2 separate regions of the Homo sapiens genome follow, and region 2 is linked to region 1. Evidence: chromatin loops called from intact Hi-C (ENCODE). Cell type or tissue: MCF 10A. All regions are shown on one strand. Links, peaks and the distances in the headings refer to the core of each region. The heading gives the core; the rest is flanking DNA. Region 1 has its middle 31 kb from the start of LINC02458. Region 2 has its middle 160 kb from the start of LINC02458.

The links. A loop is a pair of places that touch in the nucleus more often than their neighbours do. Peaks named below come from ENCODE experiments on the same cell type or tissue, not always from the same donor. Only the 100,000 strongest peaks of a DNase experiment are listed, where the experiment ranks them.
Region 2: it touches region 1 in a loop (4-fold over the local background); 4 of 110 quality-filtered maps call a loop at or near these places.

What each region holds. Positions count from the first base shown.
Region 1 is chr12:89,044,957-89,055,910 of GRCh38, forward strand. No RefSeq gene overlaps it. Among named protein-coding and RNA genes, the nearest start is that of LINC02458, 31 kb to the left of the region's middle. In MCF 10A, for the core only: a CTCF peak has its summit at 6,302 (motif pointing right); a DNase peak (open chromatin) is centred at 6,295.
Region 2 is chr12:89,174,676-89,185,629 of GRCh38, forward strand. No RefSeq gene overlaps it. Among named protein-coding and RNA genes, the nearest start is that of LINC02458, 160 kb to the left of the region's middle. In MCF 10A, for the core only: no CTCF peak of the experiment used is centred there; DNase peaks (open chromatin) are centred at 5,526 and 7,016.

The sequences.
Region 1 (10,954 bases), core at 1,552-9,551:
TACGGTACTGTCATTTTATGAAGTAATAAGTAGCGGTTAAAAGAGCATAGGATGCCTCTATATGTATCAGCATGGAATTATATGAAATATCCAGAGAAAATACTGCAGAACTATATGTAATTTCCAATTATATGAAATTTTTAAATACAGAAATATGTTTATAAAATGCATAGAAAAACATCTGGAAAGATTTATACCAAAAGTTGATGGCGGTTATATCAGAGAGAAAGAGTTAGAGAAATGAGAAAGAGAGCCAGGAATGGAAGGAATGACATTTTGCTTTTTCTTATTTATATTTCTGATTTGCTTAAATCTTTTATAATGAGCTTATACTGCATGATAATGCTTAAAATCTTTAAGGTATTAGATTACTTTAGAAATGAGTTTGAAATAATCTTCATTGCTTACCTTGGATATTTATTCCATCTTCCTATGTACCAACCATTTGACTAACAGTAAAATAGAGATAATAATTACTACTTCACAGTGTGGTAGCAGGAAATGATCTATGTAAAGCTTTCAGCCCAATTTCTGCTACTGATAAAATTTATTTGTACAAGTTGATTATTGCTGTTTGTAATAAAGCATGCCAAAAATCAGTAGTTCAAAACAATGACCATTTATTATTGCTCATGTAACTATAACTTTGCTGGAGATTGGCTGGTACAAACGGGGTTTATCTGGGCTGCTGTCTTGAGTTTGGCTGTGCTCTACACACCAACATCCTACTTGGATCAACGTGATAATCAGAGCATGTACTTATGGTGACAGCAGAAGCACAGATAGGGCAAACATGCAAAGTCTATTAAGGAATAGGTTTAGAACTGACACACTGTAATTTCTACCTCATCCTATTGGCCAAATATAACACAAGACCTATCTCACAGCAAAGGGATATAGAAATACACTTCACTAAGAGTGACCAACCATCTCAGATTGCCCAGGACTTGGGGGGCTTCCAGAATGCAGAAATTTCCATAGTAAAACCAGGAAAGTCCTTGGGTAAATCTGGACTGGCTGGCCACTCAACATGTCTCTCTATTTAGTGAGATGAATTTCAAAGTTACCCAGCAACAAGTATGGAAAGGGATGGGATCAAGACTCAAGGCCAGCGATGCAATCCACTACACCTTTAATACTGTCATAATCTCAGCAACTAGAAAAACAGGCAAATAGTAGGTGGTCCAAATTAATTTTGGTAGATTGATTTTAAGTTGGCTGAACAACATCAGATCCCCCTAAACTCTCCATCAACAGAATATTTCCCAGAATAGACTCCTCAAATAAAAGGGTATTAAAGATGTTTCTGTAGTAACGGGGTATAGCATTAGACAGGTGATTAGGATAGATTATTAAAGAAGCTTAAGACTCTTTCAAACCTAATTCTAACTTCATTTGACAGACAATAAGATCAGTCTCTCCAAGACCAATGAAAATTGTTAATATCAATCTCCTTTCCTTCTAGGGAGAATATTTTGCTTATAACAGACTCTTACCAGGGGCAGGTTGTCTGACTTCTAATCATTTGCTTGTATGTGATCATGAATATTTATTTAGCCCCCTCAGCTTTACTAATCCTTTTCAAACGCAGGGACCCGTTGTGGGTGTTTGTTCCCAGAGGTTAAATCCACAGAGCCAGGGGGAGCTCCACTCTGCCTGTTGTTTCCCTATACCCACTATTCCTCTTCCTGTCTAGACTATACATTTCTCCTCTGAAGACAGATCCTTATGGATAAGATCAATGCATAGGCACGAATCAGAAAGATTTCTCTCAATTTACAACCATTTTCTTTATCTGAAATGCATCAAAGAAGAAAGACTATTAAAGCCTGCAAGTGTTAGGGTTTTTAAATTTAAAAAAATAATAATAAGGAAAAGCAGGACTCTAGACATCCCATAATGGGAATGGGCAGCTAAAATATAATACTTTGGGTTCATTTTCATATGAACTTGGATAATAAAACAAAGAAATAATAACATGCAATGAAAACACACTCAAATGAGAGAGCCAACCGGGAGATGACTGTCAAAAAAAGTTTGAGAGTTAAAATGGCAGATAGTTTCAAAGCTTTCAGGAAAATCAATTAGAGCCTAAGTGACCTCTAGGACAAGTATCTGGACACTAGCCACTTTACAAATTCCAATCTAGGCGTGAGTAACAAGTGAATTAAACTGCTTAGAGTTCTATCAATAATCAGGAATGTATAGTTTAGATAGATTACCTTAAATTTTAATCAATAATTTTAAAGGGACCCAGTAATCAGCTTCATTACACTCTACCCAGATGAAGTAAGTGGGGTCAACTAACTAAAATATAAAGGAGTTTTCAACTGCTCACCTCTCCTCACAAATGGGTACTCTCCCGACTGACTCTGTGACATTTATACAGCCTGTAATTCTGAACACATCACCTGCTTTAGGAGACCTAGCAGCAACTCCATATGTAGACTTAAGATCTTGTTAAGCACTTGGGCCTGATAGAAACTGACAAAGTCTTTGCCTTACCTGAGATTCCAGCACAGCTGAGCACCCAGGAGATTCCCAGTTGACAAATAGTGAGGGCAAAGAGCAAGCCGGTCCCCAAGCTGAGCTTCCCCCAGGTCCTTCTTTTGATCCACTGGCTTCCCAGCCCATCTGTTTTCATTCTTAGTTTAATTTGATGAGGGAGGTGGTAAAGAAGCACATCATTGCAGATGTCAAACGCATAAGGTAAATAAGAATCCACAGAGTTGCTACCCTCAGCTTTTCTCTAAGTGATCTCAGAGGGCATTATGATTATAACATTAAACCAGGATACCGAGTTTGGGGGCAGCTTATCAGTTAACCATGACATTCCATGAAAAGCGTGGACCAACCAACATTTTGTTAGAACAGACTGACTAATAAAGAGGGAAGGGATAAGACAAAGTGACACTGTTCCCCTGGCTTTTCAAATTATCCAGGGAATAAAAGAAATTGCAGGGCAAATATCCATCCTGAATTAAAAGCTACTCAGGGGATGAGAAACAAATGAAAATCTATTATGCCATAGAAAGAGTCTCCAGAGGCCTAGAGCAATTTTTTTAAATATGAGCCACTGATTAATGACTTTGGCTACAAGGGAATGCCTAGGGAATTAGAGACTTGTAATTTAATTTCCTTCTGGGAGTAGCAAGTCCAGAAGGAGAGGAAGCCACCTTACTAATTGGTATTAGAAAATTGGGGTTAAAGGAAAAAAGAGGAAATAAAGTTGAGTTCAGGAATCTTATGGAGATGATGTCATGTCAAATACAGTCTTCATAGAGATGAGAGCGATAACTGACAGTTACTGAGTGCTTACTATATGCCAAGAACTTCCAAGTGAATTCTGTTCTGTAGCGCAGGTACTACCACATATTTTATCAATTCTGAAACAAAAACACACATACACACAGATTTTAGACATACATATCATTTTCTATACATCATGTCTTTATCTATATATATTTTTATATAAGATTGATGTCACCTTACAATCACTATGGGCCAAAGGGCAGACATGATGTAATTCTCTTGTTGTCTATGAATGCGCAAACTCATATTCCTGTCACTTCAGTTGACTTATGCACATCATTGGCACTGTATATGCCGAGTTTAATTGCTGCTGTTTAAAAATATTTCACACTAAACCAAAGGTTTTTTGACAAGCATAAGATGTGACTTTAAATTTGGTATTAGTAAAGTAAATACTCATTATAAGAAAGAAATTTCATCTTTTTTTCCAAAGCAACAGCCAAATGCTTTATGGGGCACTAAGAAATGAAAGCATCAATAAATAAATGAAGTTGTGCTTCATTTTGTTTCTAGACATATGTAAAATAATTGTCTATTACATGACAAGCAATTCAAGCAAAGGCAGGGATATATGCAAAATAATTGTCTATTTCATGCCAAGCAATGCAAGTGAAGGCAGGAAAAATTGCCAAGTCCCCAGCAATAGATTAATGACATTTCCAAACTCAGAGAGACTGATTTGACTAACTTGTACATGAGCCTGATTTGACTGATTTGTACATCATTAGCAGTGTTATGTTTTGTTTTCTTATTGATACGTAAAATAATGGTGCATCTCCTGTCTGATGGCACTTAGATTCAATAAACTAGAGTACTGCCACATCTTTTTCTTTTCAGACAAGAAAATCAAGACAAAGGCAAGTTACTTGTCCCAAAACCCACAGAAAGTGAACTTTTTAGAGATATTTAGAATTAGTTCAGTCTGATTGCAGAACTTATTATTTTAATCAGTATGAAAAACTACTTTCCAAACATGGAAAGAAGGTTGGCATAATCTTTTGAAAAATTAAGTCAGAGCATGGCATTTCTCTTTCCAATACATTTTCATCTCATGCTGAGTAAAAGTTGAAGTTCTTACAAGGGCTTACTAGGCCTTGCAAGATCTGCAGTTCCCTTCCTGCCTGTTTGCCACTGCCTCTCAACCTCATCTTCTTCTATTCCCCTTCACTCAACTCTACTCCAATCCTATTGACTACTTGCCTTCCCCATGCCACGCTAGCAAATTTGCTCCTACTTCAAATATACTCCTACCTCAGGGCCTTTGCATTTGTTATTCTCACCACTGGGAATACTTCCCCATCACATCTTCACTTGGTCACTTTCTCATTCCTTCATCCCTGACCTATATAAAAATAGCAGAACTCTTGCTCCATCTCATGCCCTGTCTATTCCCTTTAACATGTTCTATCTTCTCCATAGCATATTATTATATGAAATATCATATATATGACTTTGTTCATTTTCTTGTTGATTGCAACAATGTAAGTAAGCTTCAGAAGGCAGGACCTTTGTTTTATACATTTCTGTATCTGTGTAGACAGTAGGCATTCGATAAGTAAATGAAGAAAATGAATGGATCTTCCTCTGACAAGGTCATTCCACTGTCTTTCCCTTCTGTTTTATTGTCAGTCCAGAGAATTATGCAAATTGGAATCTATGGATTATTATTGCTTGTAAATCAGTAATGCTCTTTTTCATCCCATTTGAGAGATTTAAAAGGGTTGACACTCGGGAGGCTGAGGCAGGAGAATGGCATGAACCCGGGAAGCGGAGCTTGCAGTGAGCAGAGATTGTGCCACTGCAGTCCGCAGTCCGGCCTGGGCGACAGAGCGAGACTCCGTCTCAAAAAAAAAAAAAAAAAAAAAAAGGTTGACACTCTTATGATAGAGTGTTTCGAAATGCAGATTTCAGAGCTAGACTACCTGGATTTTAATGCTGGCTCTACCATTTGCCTATGCAATGTCACAAAAGTTACTCAACTCCTCTGAGTCCTCGTTTCCTCATCTGTAAGACTGGGATAATACTAGTGTAGGACTTACACCTGAGGATTCTTATAAGGATTAAATTAAATAATACAGGGATTATTAGCAAGTGCTAAGTATTAAAATATATATATATTTTTGAGACGGAGTCTCACTCTGTCTCTCAGGATGGAGTGCAGTGGCACCATCTCGGCTCACTGCAACCTCTGCCTCCTGGGTTCAAGCAATTCTCCTGCCTCAACCTCCTGAGTAGCTGGGATTATAGGTGCATGCCACCAAGCCCTGGTAATTTTTTTGTATTTTTAGTAGAGACGGGGTTTCACCGTGCTAGCCCCAGGATGGTCTCGAGTTCCTGACCTCGTGATCTGCCTGCCTTGGCCTCCCAAAGTGCTGGGATTACAGGCATGAGCCACCGCGCCCTGCCAATAAAATAATTATTTTTATTGGCAAATTATTTCCAACCTACCTAATAGGAACCGTTAAGAGCAAGACGGTTCTCAATGGGGGAAATTCTTCCTCCAAAGAAGATATTTTCCATGCTAGAGACATTTTGATTATCACAGTTAGGGATGGGGTGCAGGATGTTCCTGTTATCTAGTGGGTAAGAAGACAGGGATGCTGCTAAACATTCTATAATGCACAAGGGGGTCCTCCACAACAAAGCATTGTCACGCCCAATGTCAATAATGTCATTGATGAGAAATCCAGGGAGAGATTATTTGTTTCAATGTACTTCACCCTTCAGTATTCCAGAATAAGTAAGACATGTAAAGGGGAAACGTTTTTGTAAACCACCTCCACTCCATCTGTCATGTTTTGAAATCAGCTTAAAGATGAAAATCCATGCTTATATTACCCTTCTCCAGAGGCCTGGCCTTAAATCTCTCCATACTATTTTCTTTTATGATTCAACCCAAAAGAGATTCAGATTCAGGTGTTGCTGTCCAGACCTCAGGATTCCCAGGCAATTGTACTTGAAGATTCTCGTGTTGGCCTTTTCAGTTCTGCATCAGACCACTAGAGGGTAGAGAAACACTATCAATCATTCAGCATTTGGGTACCTGACAGTTTTCAGTAATACAAATCTTAATAAAATGCTAAATTATTTCTGGCTTATGAAATAAAAACTGCCCAGAACGGCTTTATTAAACACCTCTATATGTACACAGTTTTAGAGGCTGATTCAAGTATTTTACTCTGTCATCACCCTCAAACTCTAAAGTATAGTAGTAATTTAAGTCAATATTATATGTTAAATGGAGGCCTAATAAATGGCCATTGATGATCTTATGACTATTATGATAATATTATGATAATATGTTATGACTATGTTGGTAAAGCTCTTTTTTGATGAAGATTTAATCATGCTGTGACTTAAATCATATCAAATTGATTTAAATGATTCTCCCCACCAGGAATTAAGCAAAAATTGAGAGTGAATTGAAATCTAAAAATGAACTCCAATATGGAATAAGTAGCATTATTTTGTTGAACCCTGACCCAAACGCAGCCCAAAGTATAAACGCTTATTGTCTTATCAATACTTCATTAGGATGAACCTGAATGACTAAACAAATTACAGCATTATCACCAACTATCTAGATATATCTCAATCCCACACACTCAGGTTTGAAATAGAGGCACTGTATTAGTCTGTTTTCATGCTGCTGATAAAAACATACCTGAGACTGGGCAATTTACAAAAGAAAGAGGTTTAATTGACTTACAGTTCCACAGGGCTAGGGAGGCCTCACAATCATGGTGGAAGGCAAAGAGGAGTAAGTCATGTCTTACATGAATGGCAGGAGGCAAAGAGAGAGAGAGAGGTTGTGCAGGGAAACTCCCACTTATAAAACCATCAGATCTCTTGAGCCTTATTCACTATCAGGAGAAAAGCATGTGAAAGACCTGCTTTTCTCACGATAATGATGATTCAGTGATTCAATTACCTCCCACCAGGTCCTTCCCAAAACATGTGGGAATTTGAGATGAGATTTTGGTGAGGACATAGCCAAACCATATCATTCTGCCCCTGGACCCTCCAAAATCTCATGTCCTCACATCTCTAAACTAATCGTGTCTTCCCAACAGTCTCCCTAAGTCTTAATTCATTTCAGCATTAACTAAAAAGTCCACAGTCCAGAGTCTCATCCAAGTCAAGGCAAGTTCCTTCTGCTTATGAGCTTGCAAAATCAAAAGCAAGTTAGTTACTTCCTAGATACAATGGGGGTACAGGCATTGGGTAAATACAGCCATTCCAAATGGGAAAAATTGGGCAAAACAAAGGGGCTACAGGCCCCATGCAAGTCTGAAATCCAACAGGGCAGTCAAATCTTCTCCAAAATGATCTCCTTTGATTCCATGTCTCACATCCAGGTCGTGCTGATGCAAGAGGTGGGTTCCCATGGTCTTGGGCAGCTCTGCACCTATGGTTTTAAAGGGTAAAGCCTCCCTCCTGGCTGCTTTCATGGGCTGCCATTGAGTGTCTACAGCTTTTCCAGGCACATGATGCAAACTATCAGCAGATCTACCATTCTGGGGTATGGAGGAAAGTGGCCCTCTTCTCACAGCTCTACTAGGCAGTGCCCCAGTGGGGACTCTGGGTGGGGGTGCCCACCCCACATTTCCCTTCTGCATTGCGCTAGCAGAGTTTCCCCATGAGTGCCCTGCCCCTGCAGCAAACTTCTGCCTGGACATCCAGGTGTTTCTGTACATCCTCTGAAACCTAGGCAGAGGTTTCCAAACCTCAATATTTGACTTCTGTGCACCCACAGGCTCAACACCACATGGAAGCTGCCAAGACTTGGGGCTTGCACCCTCTGAAGCCACAGCCTGAGCTGTACCTTGGCCCTATTTAGTCACAGCTGGAGTGGCTGGGACACAGGGCACTGAGTCCCTAGGCTGCACACAGCACAGAAACCCTGGGCCTAGCCCAGAAGACTATTTTTTCTTCCTACACCATTGGGCCTGTGATGGGAGGGGCTGCCATGAAGACATCTGACATGCCTGGAGACATTTTCCTCATTGTTTTGGGGATTAACATTCAGCTCCTTGTTACTTACACAAATTTCTGAAGCTGGCTTGAATTTCTCCTTAGAAAATGGGATTTTCTTTTCTGTCACATTGTCAGGCTGCAAATTTTCGAAACTTTCATGCTCTGTTTACCTTTTAAAACTGAATGCCTTTAGCAGCACCCAAGTCACCTCTTGAATCCTTTGATGCTTAGAAATTTCTTCATCAAATACCCTAAATCATCTTTCAAGTTCAAAGTTCCACAAATCTCTAGGGCAGGGGCAAAGTGCCACCAGTCTCTTTGCTAAAATATAACAAGAGTCACTTTTGCTCCAGTTCCCAATGAGTTCATCTCCTTCTGAGACCACCTCAGCCTGGATTTCTTTGTTCATATCATTATCAGCATTTTGGCCAAAGCCACTCAACAAGTCTCTAGGGAGTTCCAAATTTTTCCACATTTTCCTATCTACTTCTGAGCCCTCCAAACTGTTCCAACCTCTGCATGTTACCCAGTTTCAAAGTCACTTCCACATTTTGGGGTATCTTTTCATCAATGTCCCACTCTACTGGTACCAATTTACTGTATTAATCCGCACTCACACTGCTAATAAAGACATACCTGAGACTGGGCAATTTACAAAAGAAAGAGGTTTAATTGACTTACAGTTCCACATGGCTGGGGAGGCCTCACAATCATGGTGACCCACAAGGAGGTGCAAATCATGTCTTACATGGATGGCAGCAGGCAATGAGAGAGAGCTTGAGCAGGAAAACTCTCATTTTTAAAACCATCAGATCTCGTGAACTTATTCACTATCACAAGAACAGCGTGGGAAAGACTCACCCCCATGATTCAATTACCTCCCACCAGGTCCCTCCTGCAACTCATGGGAATTTGAGATGGGATTCGAGTGGGGACACAGCCAAACCATATCAGGCATTGATAAAAAGTTGAAGGAAACTTTGGAGGAAGAAGAGTAAAGAATTAAAGAACAAAGTGGCCAGCTGTTTTCACTTTCAACTAAAAGTTAATAAAAGTGCAGATACAAATACTACAGAAGAGATTCCTAAGCTTATTCCTGACTTACTCCAAGTTATCCATAATTATCTCTAAAGATATTGCAAAATTATATTCAAAAATTATTTTAATTTTCTTTGACTTACACACACATGCACACATAACCACAAATAAACAAAAAGGCTGTGTGAATATTTTGACACACAGCTGTCAAACTGAATGATGCTGTCAATTAGTAAATGAGAGTAGGAATCAATGACTAAGAAATGTTTAAGCATCACACCAGAAAGCATCAGATTTTAGGAGACTGCAAAGAATCGTGATTAACTGTTAAAGTCTGGTATTAGACTATCTGTGTTTGAAAATTGCCTCTACAAGTTAATAATTTTGAAGCTCTGGGAAAATAATTTTACATCTCTTTGTTGTAACTTAAAATAGCATAAATGTCTTAGTATACGTAAGTGCATATAGGTATAGCACTTAGCACGGTGCTTGGCACATGTTAACTCTCTATGTAAGTGTTTTCTATGAGAATTATAATTTCCTTTAATAGATAAACCAAGAGATAACATATAAATCTTGTCTCTTTTATTGGGCATGCCCTTTCTTTCTAAAGTATCATTAAATCATTTTATTTTTCAAGAAAAGCAACAGACTGAACATGTTGGACTTCATGGAACTTGAGAAATATGAAAAACTTGGCTCAGTTTTTGAGCCAACCCATCACAATGATCACAATAGAGGCAGTTCTCATGCTTTTCTTTTCCTTTTCTTTCCATTCTCCCATATGCCCACTCCATGTTTCTTTAAATGTAAGCAACAGGTGCAACGCGGGAGGGAGTAGAAGTAATCATTCTTTATTCTTTTTCCATTTAACCACCAACACTCAGGCCAGGCATGAGGATAATCATAAGGACAACAGGGAAAAAAGCCTCTTAAAACCATTCTGAGGCACCCTTTGGAAAGGTCAAGTGAATTAATGGGAACAAAAGTTTTTCCATTTATCAGGTTCTAGAAAGTTTCACCAGATGATTATGTTTTTTATTTTCTTCTTGTAATGACTGGTTATCATTAACTTGTGATGAGACCAGATGCAAGAGGAAGTGGGGAATCCAAAGACAGAACTAATGAGGGCAAATTCAGAATCAAAATCTTGTCATCATATCAGCCCCGAAACAAACAGTTAATGCCTTGATCTGCTACCATGGAAACAGACCTTTATGTCAGGGTGACATGGGTTCCAGGGGCGTAGAGCACACCTCATTTTGCACTTCATTCAACTTCAATCGATTGCATTTTATTCAGAAAAAAATCCTTATTTTGACAAGTCAGTCTCAAATACTAAAAGGTCCAAAATATCAGATGCTCAATGTATTAAGTCAAAATCCTATTTGTGAAAATCACTAACCCATGTCACAATCAGCGTTATGTCACATCACTGCATTATTTCATGAAAACAGGACTGAGTTGCTCAGAAATGAAAAATTAAAATATGCATGAGACTAAAACTAGGCACTACAAAGTTTGTATTAATATCATTCTCTTTTATCTCCTTGTCTTAAAATCCAGCACGACAGGGTCTCACTAGTTAAAAAATGCCTGTAAATGTTTCTTTACTTCACAGAGCATA
Region 2 (10,954 bases), core at 871-8,870, 130 kb after region 1:
CAGTCTCCAGTTCAATCCTGGCATGTAAGAATTTAAATTGTGTTTTAAATATCAACCAGTCTGGTGAGATAGGCCTCAGAGGATGCTCTTGGAGGGCTAGTAAATTGATACACAGAGTCTGTTTAGGAACAATGTGGTGATATATCAAGAACCACAAACATAATCATAGCCATTGACCTGGAAGTCCCAATTCTGAGAACGTATTCTAAAAAAGAAAATTTAAAGATATTTTATATATGTTTTAACCACATGCCTATTTAACCTCTCAACTATATACTGCAATACCTGGGTGACCACGAAAGTATAGTTCATTATCAGACAACATTCTTATTCTCTGTTGGCTGATTATAAACGTTTCCATAGTGAGAGGACAGGACAACTTCGAATGTTAACTTTTAATATCGTATAATCTTTCAGTAAGCTTCAAATGATTGAGTGCCAGTCTCATTTCCTACCATCTGCCTCCCTCTTTCCTATTTTATCCTTAAGCCACCCTCCAAACCCTCCATATATGTACCGCAGTTTCACCTCCATTCTAGTGGCATTCTAGGTGGTCAAGGCCATGAGGAAAAAAGAAGCTCTATCCTGGAAGCTCCATCCTGGAAGAAAAGAAATGAAGCTTCAATAGAATTGTTCTCCTTAGGAACAGGCTCAGAACCTCAGAGTGAAGCATCTGCAGGCAAACCAAAATGACTTCATGTTACTCATTTGAAATAGCATAATAAGGATAATTTATTAAAAGACATTTTTCCCATTGCAGGTAAGAATAAAGATTGCATATAGTTATGTTTTCTATAATATTGTTGATATTAAAAATTTATGAGTAACTTAATTCCCTGACTATAGGAGAATCTTAAATAAATTCTAAATACTTTCTCTTCCCTGCCAGGTTTTCACATGGCTGGATCCTTCTCATCATTCTTTAGAAAGGCCTTTAAGGCTGAGTGTGGTGGTCCATGCCTGTAATCCCAGCACTTTGGGAGGCCGAGGCAGGAGAATCACTTGAGGCCAGGAGTTCAAGAGCAGCCTAAAGCAACATGCTGAGACCTTCCATCTCTACAAGAAACCTTTTAAAATTTAAAAAATTATAATTAAAAAAAGAAAGACCTTTGTAGATCACCACCCACCACCATCCTCCAACATCTTATTTTCCCATCTCTATCTTTTATTTTTATCATAGCTCTAATCACTATTTAAATATGTATTCCTAAAAATTTGTCTCTATCTTTATCATCTCTCTTCTTCCATTAGATTGTAGCCTCCATGAAGTCAAGGACTGCCTATCTCGTTCACTACAGTATCCACTGTATATGGAACTGAACCTGGCACATAATAGGTGCTTGATAAATATTTGCTAACAAATTAATGAATAATTTTCAGATATTGACATTATAAACATAAAAATATATAGTTTGATGGAAAAAAAATGTATGATTGCTTAAACACAACAGCATAGATATAATTTTAAGGATGTTATTTTGCACATGAAACAAAGAAAAAATTACAAGAGTTTTATTTACCGACATAATTATTATGAATAACTTTTTTTTTTTTTGAGACGGAGTCACTGTCATCCAGGCTGGAGTACAGTGGCGCCATCTCGGCTTACTGCAACCTCCACCTCCTGGGTTCAAGCAATTCTCCTGCCTCAGCCTCCTGAGTAGCTGGGACTACAGGCACACGCCAGCCATGCCCGGCTAATTTTTTGTATTTTAGTAGAGACGGGATTTTTCTGTGTTGCCCAGGCTGGTCGCGAACTCCTGAGCTCAGACAATCCGCCCACCTCAGCCTCCCAAAGTGCTGGTATTACAGGCGTGAGCCACCATGCCTGGCCCAATAACATTTTTTCTTATATTTTTTATTAGTTACTTTAATGCCCTTAAAATATTACTTATGGGTTTTTAATCATCTACTAGTCTTGCTTGTATGTATTAAATAACATGAAGAGAAATGCCTTGGCTTTCCTGGTGAAAAAAAAGTTTACAGGCTGTAATATAACTTTAAACTCTTGAAGTATTCACAGTCTAATTTAGATATAAGGCTTAAACTGATGGCTTTAACAAATACATAATAAATCTTGGTGGAAATTAACATGTTTTCGTAAAAGGTGAATTTTAATGTCTAAATTAATCATAGAAGAGTTTTTGAGCTTATAAAAAGAGGAAGTACAAGCCTCATTTTGTTTATATGCCTTGAAGTTTTTCCACAGGAGGTAATGACTATCCACAAAAGATTTGCTTCTGCTGAACTGGCCTCACTATGCCAATGAGGGGATAATGCAACAGCATCATTCCTTAGAAACTCAAGCTCCGGGCTGCCTGGTATAGATACCTCCATTGTAAGAATTATCTTGTTGCTTTGTCATTACTTGTTTACACATGTGTCTTCCCTAGCAGGTTATAAACTGCTTGAGGGCAAGAGAGTAGATCTTCATAAATTTGTTGGATTAAAAGAATTTAGTAATTTGTGCTTGAGATTAAAAGACTTTGGATGCTAAAACTTTGCAGGAAATTTGATTTTCAGACATAAAAAATGTATCACTTACTTTGTGTGTTTACTCTCAAACATTATCCACAAGAATTTGAGTCAGTTTGTAATAAATAGTGCAAAGGGAAATGGTGGATTATAATACAAAACTTTTTAAGCCAAAGAAAATTTAATTTGAATATATAGTCAAAATAAGAACAATTACAGAGAAAAAAAAAGAAAATCTGATCTCTACACATCATAACTGACATTGTTGCTTTAGTGGAACCTCAGCTTTCGTGTTGATATTACTAGTAGCCAAAGCATAAAGGAGAGACACAGTCAGTTATAACTCCTTTTTTTTTTTTTTTGTATTTTAAGTTCCAGGGTACATGTGCAAGATGTACAGGTTTGTTACATAGGTAAATATGTGCCATGGTGGTTTGCTACATAGATTTTCCCATCACCTAGGCATTAAGCCCAGCATGCATTAGCTATTTTCTCTGGCGCTCTCCCCCAACTCTGCCCTCCCCATAACTCTTATTTTTGAAAGTCAAAAAATCAGTTAGGCATTGGAAGAAGCAAATCATTTCTAGATTTTAGCTCTGAATGAAATACTGATTAATCATGTGAATAATATTCTCAGTGGCATCCCCAGAGCAAATGCAACAAATAATTTCATAAGGTTGTTTTTCAACTTCTTCCCCAGTGAAAGCCCAGAGCAAAACATCACAGACTAATTCAGCAAAGGCAATTCATAACAATTCATAACACAGCAACATTGTCCAGATACATCATTCTCTATCCTTTAAGCCAGGCAGGGGTGAGCAAAATACAGACCCCAGACCAAATACAGCCCATTATCCATTCTTGTAAATAAAGTTTTATTGCAACACAGCCAGATGCATTTATCTACTTCACGTCGATAGCTGCTTTCATGCTAGTGTAGTGTAGAGAGTAATTCTAATGACCATATGGCCCACAAAACCTAAATATTTACTATCTGGCTCTTTACATAAAACTTTTGCTGACCCCTGCTTTAAACTAAACTTCCATTATTATCACTTTTCTCCACAGAACTTTTGATAAGAGTTGGATACAAACAATTTGTGGATTTGAGTTAGATTCATACGTTAGATAAAACCACATGAAACTGCCAGTTTTTCATTTTTTTTAGAAACAAAAGGCCAACTCTATATTATTCACTCTAATGCTTAAGAAAAAATTGAAATCTTGTTACAAACATTAAAGAGGCAACACATATTTTGCTTGGATGGATAATAACACTCACATATAGGAGTGGGACATGAAATATTATTAAGCAAAGCCAGGATATTTCTGAAAAAGAAATTTTAGTCTTCCCACAACATGAAATCAGATCTAAATGCTACCATTTGCTATCATTGCAAATGAAAGAGAAAATACCAAATATCCCCATTAAAAGACCAATTTAATGACAAACTTAGCAATGATGACTACCCATTGACATGATGGTTTCTAGTGAATAACTTCTTGTGTTTATAATACGTGAAATAGTTGTGCAAAAGACTCACCATTGCATCCATAGAATTATCTGTGCACTAGAGACGTAATGGATATTCAATCTATATGTCTTTCATTAATTAGGAAAACAAAATTATCTCATGAGATTTTGAACAAAATATACAGCTAGATCAGTCTACGCACTGAAAATTGTACAGCTAGAAGCATCAGCAGAATGTCTCACATCAAGTAAATTATTAACAATAGGTGTTTATTTGGGAATAAGTTTGTATATTTCTTAAATGAATAACCAAAGTATGTTATTAATTTCCTACTATGTGCACACAGGGCTAGTGGCTACAGAAAAATATATGGCTCAATTCCTTTAGGTAAGGGACTTTAAATCTAGTTGGTGAAACACATATTAAAAGAAAGAGCACTAGCCCATAAGGCATGTCTTAATAAAGTGACAAATGAATAAAATTGACAATCAGTGAACCATTACATGCTGTGTTGAATTCATTCTCCATGAAAATTCAACATGAAAGAGGCCAAGAAGCCTGGATTCCAGTCTTGCTTGTGACATTTCCTAGCAAGAATGTACATTATTTTATTTAACAGTGTTCCACTTGTTTATTTTACTGGAGTGTATACTCTTCAGTTCTTGAGAAGTCTGAGATAATTATCACATCACCACTAACAACTAGTAGTGTTCTTTTGAGCCCTAGGTTTCTGTGGAAGAGCTTCTGTGGAAAAAGTTCAACAGATGTTGACCTCAACTTGCATGTTAAGTGTTTTGGGGAAAATATTTTAAATATCGTAATACTTAAAACACTCCAGAAAGCTCTATGCCAGATGTTAACACATTGGAAACTATCAATGCATTAACTTGTGTTTCCAGTTTGACTTGCTTTTTATGGGCCTCACATTAAAGGCTTCTTCTGCAAGAGTATCCTGAGATTACATAGTAACCTGTTAAAGACTTCCCATTTGCAACTAGTTTTCTGAGTAAATTAGGATCTTTTTTGATAGTGTGTAAATACAAAAGAAATACTAAACTAAATTAGATGCTAAGGATTATGTGAAATCACAAGTGTCATAGTAAGCTCTCATTCCAAGTTTTTGTATTAATCAAAACAACCTTAGTTTCATTTATTGACTATATACTGAGGAAATTTATTCAATTTGAACTTATAAGGTTATTTTATGAATAAAATATCGTTTCTATGTAGTAAAATTCCATTTACATTTTTATTTAAGAGGAATTACTTCTGCAAAAAAAAACGCTAGAAATAACTTGAAATGTACATTCCGAAACAAATAGTATATGATTCTCCACACAAAACTTAGCTTGATAACAAAAGCATAAAACAGTTACCTTGTTTCCTGAGATTTTATAAAATCACACACTACACACACCATATATAAGGCAACTACCAGAATCTGCTTACTAGTTAAAAATACTTGCTCTTCCCACTTGGTTTTGCACAACACCTGCAATTTAATCAGGATGTTTTTGGGTGTGCCTGTACTTCCCTGTCAACATTTCAGTTTTGGGCAAACGCCAACCTGTAAGAGATTTTCATCTGGAGACTGTTTCCCTTCTTGCAACATCAGTTGTACTGTTGCCAAAAACATCACCCTACTAAGGGAACATCCCCTTTTATTCACTCCCATCCATTTCTGGACTCAAATAATAAACACTTAGTCCTGCATCTGAATGAAGCTTTTTTTTTTTGCCTTTTCTTCACCTAAAACAATTCTCACTAACCTCAGGGGGTCAATCTTTTTCAACATGTTCTTAATACCCCAAGTACTAAGCTACTCTGTTTTTTGTTTGTTTTTTGTCTTTTTGCTTTTGTTTCATTTTTTTTGTCAAAAAGGCTCATAATATTTGGGGCTGCAAACTATTCATCATCCTGAGAGAATTCAGCTCTCTAATTCTGCACAGGAGTAGAACAGGCATTTCTGTTTCTACCCATTGTGGTATTTTAAAATATTAACCTCAAAAGATGCTCCATATCATACGTTATCAAGGAAATTCAAACTGAAACAATGAGATACCACTACACACCTTTGAGAATGAACAAAACCCAGAACTAACAACATCAAACGCTGACTAGGATGTGAAGCACAAGGACCCATTTATTGCTGGTAGGAATGCAAAATAGTACAGCTACTATGGAAGACAATTTGGCAGCTTTTTAAAAACTGAACACTCTTAACATATGATCCAGCAATCCTGCTCCTTGGTATTTACCAAAGAAATGGAAAACTTAGGTCCACACAAAAACCTGCACACAGATGTTTATAACAGCCTAATTCATAATTGCTAAAATTTGGAAGCAACTGAGATGTCCATCAGCAGATGAATGTATAAATAAACTGAGGCACATCCAGAAAATGGACTATTACTCAGTGCTAAAGAGAAATGAGCTATCAAGCCTTGAAAAGACATGGAGAAAGCTTAAATGCTTGTATACTAAGTGAAAGAAGCCAAACTGAAAAGTTACATACTATATGACTCCAACTATAGGATATTCTGCAAAAGGCAAAAATATAGAAACAGTAAGATGATCAATGGTTGCCAGGGGTTAGAAGGGAGGGAAGGAGGAATAGCCAGAGCACAGGGGGTTTTCATGACAATGAAAATACTCTGTATGATACTATATGGTGAATTCATGTCATTATACATTTGTCCAGACTCGTAGAATATACATCACCATGAGTGAACCCTAATGCAAATTATGGATTTGAGGTGATTATATTGTGTCAGTGCAGGCTTATCAACTGTAACAAATGTAACATCCTGATAGGAGATTTTAATAGTGGTGGAGGCTATGCATGTGTAGGGGTGGGGAGTATACAGGAAATCTCTATACCTTCCTCTCAATTTTGCTGTGAATCTAAAATTACTCTAAAAAATAGTCTTTTAAAAAATGCTAATCTCCTCAGTACCTATATACCAACACAGAGCTTTGTCCTTTTTTACAAGGTAGACACCCTTTGTTAAGCGTGATCAAACCTGTGAGCCAATTTCCTAGAAAAAATGTAATGCTAGGGGAGACTGTTCTGATTACCAAACAATGACTCAGTGTGTTAAAAGGGCAAACCTAAACTGAAAAAATCCTGTTGAAGACAGGCATGGTTTCCTGAGAAAGAAGATTATGAACAAGTAAGCTATATTTATCTAGATCTGGGTCTGCATTCTGTTAGAAATACTTTTGTTTTTCATCACTATTGCATTTTTAATATTCCAGCAAACTGTGATTGCTTAAATTGCTCAAAGATGTTAAATATTTATACTTTTGTGGAAGTCTTAAGATCAAGAAGAAAATGCACCTAATAGAAACAATCTGCTGGAGTGGTCAATAGGCCTGTTTAGACTGTGGCGGATGACATTATTCAAGCTGGCGAGTTATTTAGACTTGGATATTTTAAAGAGTAGAAATACTAAATAGCTAAATTCTATCACACTCAATAATTATTTGTATAATATTGAAGATATGATATTAGAATATTTTCTTTCAAAAAACTATGCTGAGTCTGTTCTGCTATGTGCCAGTTCATTGCATATGTACAGTAAAAAATTAGAAGTTTACCTTCAAATATCTAAAAAAAAAGTAATAATAAATTAGATAATTCCTAAGACTAAAGAACAAAACGAAAACTTTTATTTTCACTGTGGCCTTCAATATACTTCCCCATACATATAAACTTTTCTTCCTAGCTCATTACACACAAGCCACTCTGAGCTTCTTTCAGTTCCTAAACATACCTAATTTCATGCTTGCTTAAAGACTTTCTACCTGCCATTCCTTTTTCTGGAATATTCTTCCCCAATTTTTCACAAGATTTAACCACAAGAGCAGGGAATTTTAAAAGCAGGGACTTGGGAGTACGAATACCAGGACACTGTGAATTAATATATGTAAATGACTGAAATATAATTAAGTGCTTAATAGTTATAGGTCATTATTGTGTTGCTTGTCATCATTAGCCTTCTATTCTCAGCTCTGATGTTACCTCCCCGTAGAAAGAAGCCCCCTCTGAACATTGAAAGTAGAGATTCTCCTGCCATCCTTCCTTCTCCAACCTGGTCACTCTCTGTCACATCACCTTTTCCATTTCCTCCCTGCAAATGAGGATTGCCTAATGAATAGCATTTTATAGAAAGGCTAAACTCTGGAAACACTTGCCATATTTTTAATAGTCAAATTCTTTCTCTAGTTTCTGTAGGTAAAGAATTTGTTAAACTTGTCCCAATGAAAGTGACAAAAAGTCAGCACTTATTTTTAGATAAGTAGAACAACCATCTAAATGGCATTACAGACTGGGCATGGTGGCTCATGTCTGTAATCCCAGCACTTTAAGAGGCCAAGGCGGGCAGATTGCTTGAGCCCAGGAGTTCGAGATCAGCCTGGGCAATATAGTGAAATCCCATCTCTATAAAAAATAAAAATAAAAAATTAGCTGGGCATGGTGGTGTGCACCTATAGTCCCACCTACCTTGGTCGTACCACTGCACTCCAGCCTGGGTGACAGAGTGAGACCCTGTCTCAAAAAAAATTAAATTAAATTAAATTATATTACAGCATAGTGGTTTGTTGTTTGTGGCAAAAGAAGCCAGAACAAAGAAATCAGTGACTATATATAACATGCTTTCTTTCTTTGGGCAAGTCAGGCAGTAATATATTTTGGAGACAGTGTCTAGGAAGGTAACAGGAAGACTCTTCACATTTTAAAATCTAAGACAACCACACTGAGTTATTTATATTAAATTTGGGTGGGAAGTATGGCAGAGAAGAGAAGAATCTTGGGCATGATTTTCCAGCATCCTCTCAGAGACCCTAATTATTCTCTATCTCTTCTTGAAAATTAAAAATTTTTACTTTATGAAAATCATTACCCAAAAATATGATATTGCCTGAAAACATAAATACATTTCACAAAATGTTACATAAACTCTTGCACACTGGATGTAGTAAATCATTAAATATAGTGTTTATCCCCTAACTTTTGAAAAAGTTAACTTGGAGACAAATCAAGAAGGCAAATCAGTGTCCTTTGGTGCCCATTCGAAAAAGTCCTGGGGTAGAATTGATGGTTGACCTGACCACCCTGTTTCCAACATGAACATGCTGATATTCCGATATTTATTCTTCCCATCCCTTTCTCAGGTCATTATTTCACCCCTCCCCATCTTCAGATGAAAAGAGAAAGAAAGAGAACACTGCCATGGTAAGGTAGATTTAGGTTGGGTCTTCTTCCCACACTTTAGTCTTCTACCTGAGATCATCCTGTTAGAGTTTAGTGTACTTAACAAGTCCAGATGTCTCTGACAGTGATCTCTTCACCAAACACTTTTTTAGTACTTCTCACTATAACAACTCCACTCATCACAGGCAACCCAACCTTCTTATTTCACAATCGTTTGTTTTACAAACAAGAATCCTAAAGCCAAGAGAAAGTGAACAACTTATCAGGTTTATTCCAAATCAGCATAGAAGATGATATGGGAACTCATTTCCAACAAATTTCTTGACTCATGGATGAAATGGGAGACAAGTTGCTTCATTTCATGTTTTGAAATAACTAAGTATTTCTTCTCAAGTTTGTTCTTATAAGGGCCCCTAGGATAAAGAGCAGCCTGATTCTTGCATAACCACTTGGAGTGGGAGAAAGGGAAAGTCATGTCCTGTGAGGGTGACTGGGAGGCAATGGGGAGGGTGAAGGATGGGTGGAGTGGACAGGAGCCTAGCCACGGAAGGACACTTCATGGTTGTGAAGAAACAGTGGGTCCTAGGGCCAACTGATCTGACTCAGCCCCAGGAATTATTATTATCATCAACTTTGTCTTTGCAAAATAAATGTTGCCACCGCCAATGAATGTGCAAGCACTTGTTAGATCAGTGGAATAGGTCTTTATATACATATATAAAAACATACACACTTGCATACGATTTATTCAACACTCTCCATGTATAATACCCTATGCTAGGAACTTTGAATGCATTATCTCATTTAATACTTACAACGATTCTGGAATGAAAGCATCACTATCTTCATTTTAGGTCTGATGCAAATAAGGATGGTAAAAATTAAGTAACTTACCCAAGATCGCATAGTTACTACATGGACAAGCCAAGCTACTAACCTAGATCTCCCTGATTGTACAACCTTAAACACAGATAGCTAAACTTCTCACAGGGAAAAAAAAAAATATCTATTTCCATAGAGAAAAATTGTGCCTGTGCACACATCTGATTTTGTCACTGCATGAATGCTTCTTTAGAGCATAGATTTTATTTATCTATTTTCGTATCTATATCTCCAAAGCAGCCTACTTCAAATCTAGGCATACAGATTCAATAAACATGTGTTTTATTTCTACATAAATGCTCACATAAAGAGCTAATTGTGATTAATAATAGCAATGGGAGTTGATAGATAAATGGCAGCAATGAGACCTCTACCCTCACCATCACTAAAATGTTTTCAAAGAATCATGGGCAGAAGAAAGTAGGAGGTGCTTCAGCAGCAGTCTGAGATGAAGGTGCAGTTGGAGAAGGATCCCATCATAAAGCTGCAGAGTCAACACCCCCATCCTTCTTTTCTTATTACCATTAACCATAGGACACGGAAGGTAGTGGGTGTGGGTTGTACTATTACTGACATCATTTTAGAGAGCTTTTTAGGGGCTCTGATGTTACAACACTTTTCATAAGTGACATAAAACTACATTGTGTGGACGAGCACGGTGACTCACACCTATAATCCCAGCACTTTGGGAGGCCATGGTGGGATGATAGCTTGAGCTCAGGAGGTTGAGGCTGCAGTGAGCCATGTCCATGCCAGTGCACTCCAGCCTAGGCAACAAAGCAAGACCCTGTCTCAAAAAAATAAAACAAATAAACAAAAAAAAATATTGCCACATTGTGTATATATTTTTGTCAATCATCATTATTTCCATTATGTTCTTCAAAATGTAACTGGCACATCTAAT